Linked DNA regions of Homo sapiens: region 1 is linked to region 2. The links are chromatin contacts, found by Hi-C or POLR2A ChIA-PET in ENCODE. All regions are on one chromosome and are shown on one strand. The core of a region is the stretch at or near the end of the contact, and the rest is flanking DNA. Distances in the headings are between cores, read along the strand shown. Region 1 overlaps TVP23C-CDRT4 (TVP23C-CDRT4 readthrough). Region 2 overlaps TEKT3 (tektin 3).

The links. Hi-C counts contacts between places; a loop is a spot of excess contacts on that map. ChIA-PET counts read pairs that join two places held with the same protein, here RNA polymerase II (POLR2A). Pooled maps may share reads with other maps.
Region 1: a map of IMR-90 shows a loop between it and region 2 (7-fold over the local background). The contact joins two enhancer-like sites. A Hi-C loop is called at or near these places in 1 of 168 maps with a recorded cell type or tissue (IMR-90) and 3 of 50 pooled maps. POLR2A ChIA-PET finds 5 or more read pairs at or near these places in 2 of 52 experiments (H1 and IMR-90).

The regions. Positions count from the first base shown.
Region 1 is chr17:15,501,434-15,504,372 of GRCh38, forward strand. All of the region lies in intron 4 of TVP23C-CDRT4 (TVP23C-CDRT4 readthrough), which reads right to left. It also overlaps a transcript of TVP23C not described here. Among named protein-coding and RNA genes, the nearest start is that of CDRT3, 32 kb to the left of the region's middle. Within about 2 kb of position 1,523, at least 19 of the 41 ENCODE cell types and tissues checked have a DNase peak (open chromatin) inside an H3K27ac peak, as active enhancers do.
Region 2 is chr17:15,306,279-15,309,116 of GRCh38, forward strand. It overlaps TEKT3 (tektin 3), which reads right to left. Exons shown (of 9, transcript NM_031898.3): 8 at 2,386-2,540. LOC124903932 (a long non-coding RNA gene) reads left to right here. Exons shown (of 3, transcript XR_007065634.1): 2 at 1,383-1,582. Among named protein-coding and RNA genes, the nearest start is that of TEKT3, 34 kb to the right of the region's middle. Within about 2 kb of position 1,545, at least 3 of the 41 ENCODE cell types and tissues checked have a DNase peak (open chromatin) inside an H3K27ac peak, as active enhancers do.

The sequences.
Region 1 (2,939 bases), core at 273-2,772, 200 kb after region 2:
TGTAGCTAAAGCATTTCTGTCAGGGTTTTCCCACTGTCCCTTCCTGTTCATCACTGTCCCTTCCTGTTGACTCATTTCAACTTGGGATTCACTATGACCACTAGATCCTTTTCCTCTCTATTTCTCTTTAAGTCCATTCTAACCACCTGGACATTATTTAATCCCAAATTCACAATGCCCACCTTCCCAATCTTTAACTGACTTGGTGAGCTATTAACAAGAGTTCTATTTGACCCAACGACTCACGGAGGAAAGAAGAGAACTTCACATTTGTGGGACTGGCCACAATATGCACTCAGGAGCTGTAGGACTAATGGCCACTCCTCAGAGAGTCCTTGGGGTAAGTGAGGCATAACAGAGAGGCTAACTATAGTAAGTAAGTGGGCTGAGCCTGGCCTGGTTGCTCTCAGCCTTTTCCGCCACTCATTTCCATCAAAAGACTGCCTTTAGGAGCAACGGAGGTTAATGAAGCTGTCCACAATGGGGCAGCCAGCGGTAGTGCGACTGAAGTGGAAATCATGTGAGTTAGGTGAAAAAGTACAAACTGGCCTGATTCAGGGAGCTGCCACCCAGCTGGAGAACAGGTGTTACCTCTCAGTGGGCAGAGCTGCACAAGGCCAGATCCTCTCCCTTCTTAGTCACGAAGGTGCCCTCTGGCTCCAAGGGGAGGAGAGGGAACCAGACCTCACTCCCCAGGCCTCAGACCCCCCATCTCTCTCCATGTCCTTCCCGCTGTGACCTCCTTCAACGGTATAATCACTCAGCCTGTTAGGCACTAAGTAGTAAAACTGGTCAACCTTTAAAACCACTTTTCATTACGAAGGCCCAAAAAAAGATAAAAGATGAAATTTAATGGGGGGTGGGGGGGCACAAGAGGGTGATTGAAAAAAACACAGATAATTTCTGGAATTGGATCTGTTAAGCCTTACACATTAGTCCCCGCCCTCGGAAGTAAGGGCCTGTCATTCTGTAAAGGGACGCAGCCACACGCAGAGAAGGTGGAGGTCTCCACCCCTTCCCTCTTCGTCCTCGCCTAGGAGGGACCGTGGTGCCAGTAAAACAGGGACTGGCTGGCCCAGAGCCTTGGGGATCCCCTCCTTTGTCTGGAACCCTCTGGCTCACCGCATCCTTCCTCGGGGCCGCATGGCCCTGCCCCACAAAGCAGGCGTGCTGGGGGCTGCTTGGCCAGGAAAGCGGACGCTTGCAGGGACCACGCTGCTGCCTCTCTTCTGCCCTTTTCCCCTTAGTTTTACAAGTTCCCTGTTCGTTCGTTCTTTCTCTCTCTCCTCTCTCTCTCTTTCTCTCTCCTCTCTCCCGTCTCTTTCTCTCCTTCTCCGTCACTCTCTTCCCTCCCTCTCTCCTCTCTCCTCTCTCTCCTCTCTCTCTCTCTCTCTCTCTCCTGCGAGGAGCTTCAGATTTGTGGGTTGTTTTTAATGCATTCCGGATGCCAGATGAAATTTTGGCCCGGGCTCACCAGTTCCTCTGCTATTGGGACTCTCCCCACCTCCCCTCCAGGCCCAAAGCCGCAAGGAGAGAAATAGGCGGGCGGGCGCCATCTGTTGGCAGTTGCCTGGAGCCGCACGAAGAGGTGGAGAACTAAGGCGGGGCGCAGGTTTCCAGTAAAGAGCTCGATCCGTGATCCTCGTGAAAGAATTAATGTCTACCTGATGAAACTTCCTCGAGGGATGGCCCGGGCAGCGGCTCACGCCTGTTATCCCAGCGCTTTGGAAGGCGGAAGCGGGAGGATCTCTTGAGCCCAAGACTTTCAGACCAGTCTGGGCAATGTGGCGAGACCGTCTCTACAAAAAATAAAATAAAAATAAATTAGCCAGGTGTAGTGGCGCGCCTGTGGTTCCAGCTACTTGACAGGCCGAGATGGGAGGATCGCTTCAGCCCAGGAAGTCGAAGCTGCAATGAGCTGTGACCACGCCACTGCACTCCAGCCTGGGCGACAGAGCAAGACCATGATATTTCAAGAAAAGTCCTTGAGGCAAAAGGTGACCTGCTTTAGAACGCCTCAGTGCTTAGACATGAACAGTGAAGGGGACTGAAGATTGTTGGAACACGGTGCAGAACCCTCTTAGTCTCGTTTTGTTGCCTTATTATGTTCTATTTCAACTTTCAAAAAAAATTGCTGGCATTAGCATGTCGAAAAATTGGTGACATTAGAATGTCAAATTCTTTGAAGGATGGGGATTTTTGCATTCAGTTTTGTGTTCACCAAAATAAGCTAGCAGGAGATTCTGTGCAAGTTGACTTATAAGTATATGGTTTGCTGAAATCTTATGAGGAGAGGGAAATGTAAAGTAAATGAAGTGGAAATAAGTGGTTGTTATGGTTAGGAAAAGGCCATCGTAAGGCTTCATGGCTAGCATGCAGGCCACCGAAGTTCTATCCCAAACAGAAGGAAGCTCTTGTAGGATGGTGAGTTATGGTAGGGTTCTAGGAGGAGTGGGTGTCAGCCTTTTGGGAGGGGGAATGGAAGGGCTGGGAAGGGTGGGAGGAAGTGAATGAAGTTCCAAAGCCAGGAAGCTAGGCACAACCCTGTGAGTAGTACCAATACCTAAGGATGGTTTCTCAGGGACACTCAGAAAAAAGAGCCCAGTCTCCTGAGAGCAAGCATGCAGCCCTATCCCCACATTTTCCCCTGAACATGGTCCTGTCCACCAAATCAGGCCTGAGGATCCTGAAACACCTCCAGGCCCTGGGCCCTCACCCACTAGACAGCCCAGGAACCAGGAGCCTAGGCCTGAATAATGGGAAGCTCTGGTACTGGGCTTTATATTCCTGCATTTTCAACAGGAACAAGACTATGATGTGTGGGGTTTCACACCCTTTCTCCCTCCCTTTTCCTCTCAGAGCCACCTTTGTCTTTGCCAATTTGTCCCTGGGGTTTGGTGACACAGAGGCAGTGGCCAGAAAAGAGAGGCAGAATTGAA
Region 2 (2,838 bases), core at 295-2,794:
AATTTTTCTCAGTCCCCACTCCCCTTAGTTTATGATCTTTATTTTTTCTAAATCTAGACCGCCGAAGGGCTGCTTTCAGAACCATCCATTTAAAAAGGAAAGTAATCCCCTCCCCCAATAATAATCCTAAAGATTTTTGGCAAGGATATTTTAACAAGAAAACTTGACAGAAACAAAAGTAGGTTTTGTTCAAAAGTCAGTAAAGGAGCAGAGGAAATAGACATACCATGAAGTCGGCAGGAAGTGAAAGAAAAGCAAATTCTGTTTAGCCAGGAATAGGAAAAAAAAAAAAAAGAGTAAAAATCATTCAGCTCCTCAGGAGAAGCTGTGAATGCCTCATTGTTTGATAATTCCGAAGTCCTATTAGACCACTACCCAAAACTCATTTTAAAAGCAACCCTGTGTCTGTCTAACGGCAGTATAAACAATTTATTTGTTCCCATCTCCACTTTTGATGACTCTGCAGAGATTTTTGGAGAACGAAACATCAGTTCAGCTTCTCCTAATAACATTTACATAAAGTCAAAACTGGTGATCTAACTCTAATAGGCCAAGTGGGTGTGCACTCACTGCTGGGTTCTTCTAAAGCAGAGAGGTGCCTCCAGTTGGCTGTCTAGGGGCCCATGTAGTCTCTGGAGTGGAGAGCTGCTTATCCTAAATAATGAGCTGTGCATGAAGAGGGGTTCTATGGAACCCACTTTGAAAAACATGCAGCCTGAGTGATCTCTTCTGTGGCTATGGCCTAGATAACAGCTCCACCAGGAGAAATACAACTCATCCTGGAAATGAAGATCATTTGCGTACAACCTAAAGCACGCTTCATGGCACTCAACACAGACAACATGCGTGCTATACACGTAAGGTGTTTCATCATAATGATCTCCTCTGTGACCTTCAGTTTCATCCTCTGTGTGAGAGGGAGATGAGCATGCAGCATTTACTTTGCCAACTCTTCTCAAATGAGATCAGGTACCTGACAGGGGGATGGTAAATGCATTACACAACGTAAAACACAGGAGAAAGAGAAGCAAATGGCTTGGTGGAATAGAACTCTGGGGTGAGACAGGCAAAGACTCAAACTGCAGCTCTCTCACCACTAAATGTGGCCTGGGCCAAGCCACTCACCCACTCCTGCCTCAGTTTCCTCACTTGTAATATGAAGGTAATGAATGAGATAGTATAAAGTGCTTAGGGCAGTGCCCAGCATCGAGTCAGGTTAAGAGATGGTAGCAGCTATTATTATCATTGCATTGATTATCGCCATCATTATCTTTACTATTATTATCATCATCATCAATGTTGGCCTCACAAGATCCCCCTTCCTTCCATTTCAGGAAATCCACTGTCTCAAACCACCACTTATTTCTTTATTTTATCCTTAGGATCAATCCTTCAAGATAAGAGAATTTTATCGTGGAAGCAGAGCGAGTGGCATCTCCCCACTGCACCAGAAAGGCTTCTGGAGTTCACGCACTGCCCTTGGCTCCTCCAGTTGCTATCAAGTTGATTTACTTCTGCATGGAGCATCTTAGGACCTAAGAATAGCAATGATGAAACCCAGAAAGAAAAGGCAGACTCACAGGTATTGGGAAATTGGAAATGAAGCCGGATTGTGGCGGGGGTAGGGAGGGAATCTTGGCCAGTTCATTACAAGTCCATCCCAAAATGAATCTTCAAAGTGAAAATAATAATAAAATTCATGTAGTGTTTAGTAGATAAACTGTGGGGTCAGATTCCTCCTGCTGTGTATATATAGGAGCTGTGCTCGATGAAGACCAGCTGGCTTTGATTTCTACTGAGAATGAAACACATTGAAATAAACTTAAATGAGATCCTCAGTCACAAAGACAGCAAATGAGTAGATAGGAGTCAGTGGAATTGGTACTGAAAGTCCCTTTTCTGTCGCGTTCCCCATGCTGAGAAATACACAGAAAGTCACAAACTGCTGCTTATAAGACAGGAGTTCTGGAAACTCCGAAGACTCCAAGAACATGCAAAAGAACCCGAACACCACACTGGCCTCCCCGAATGAGTTAAAGGCTTAATAGCACTTTTTGTGTGTGTAGCGTTGATGTCCTTTCCTTTTTTAAGGATTTGTGGTAAAATATACATAACATAAAACTTTAACCAATCTTAAGTGTACAGATCAGTGGCATTAAGTACATTCACACTGTTGGTGCAACCGTCACCGCCATCCATCTGCAGGACTGTTTCATCATCCCACACTGAAACTCTTCTGCATTCAACATCTCCCCATTACTACCATTCTCACAGAAGGCTCCTACATGCTGCGTATGGGCAGAAAGCAGCTTTCTAAAGAGCCAGGCACCACAGTTGGTCTGGTGGCCCTCCGAGCGAGCCCCGAGCCTTCCCCTCCCACCTTACCGTAGCTGAGCCATGTCTCGGCACAACTCAATGTTCGGCCGTCTTGTGCGCTCATCCAGTCTGGTCTGAGCCACCTTCAGGAAGGCAGTCTTGTCCTTGATGGCCTTCTTGATGGATTCTATGGTCATTTCAGTCTGGAAAATCTCCTGCAGGGTCTGTGACAAAGAGAAGCAACTGCCTGAGGCTTTGGTGTGGTCCCTTCAACAACCCGCCTCCCACCTCTTGCCTGTCCACTCCATGTCCAGCACGTGCCTTGACCTCGCTGATGAGGAAGTTGCTTCACCAAGACCGTCTATCCTTTCCAGCCCTGCCCCAGGGAACCCACGTGTCTCACTGGAGCTGGCATGCACCTGCTCTGGAGAGTGGGCGGCGCCTCTCTCCCCAACCCTAGGCTTGGCAACCTCATTTTGGTAGCTGGAAATCAGCCAGGGTGGGAGTATTTCAACTACAGAA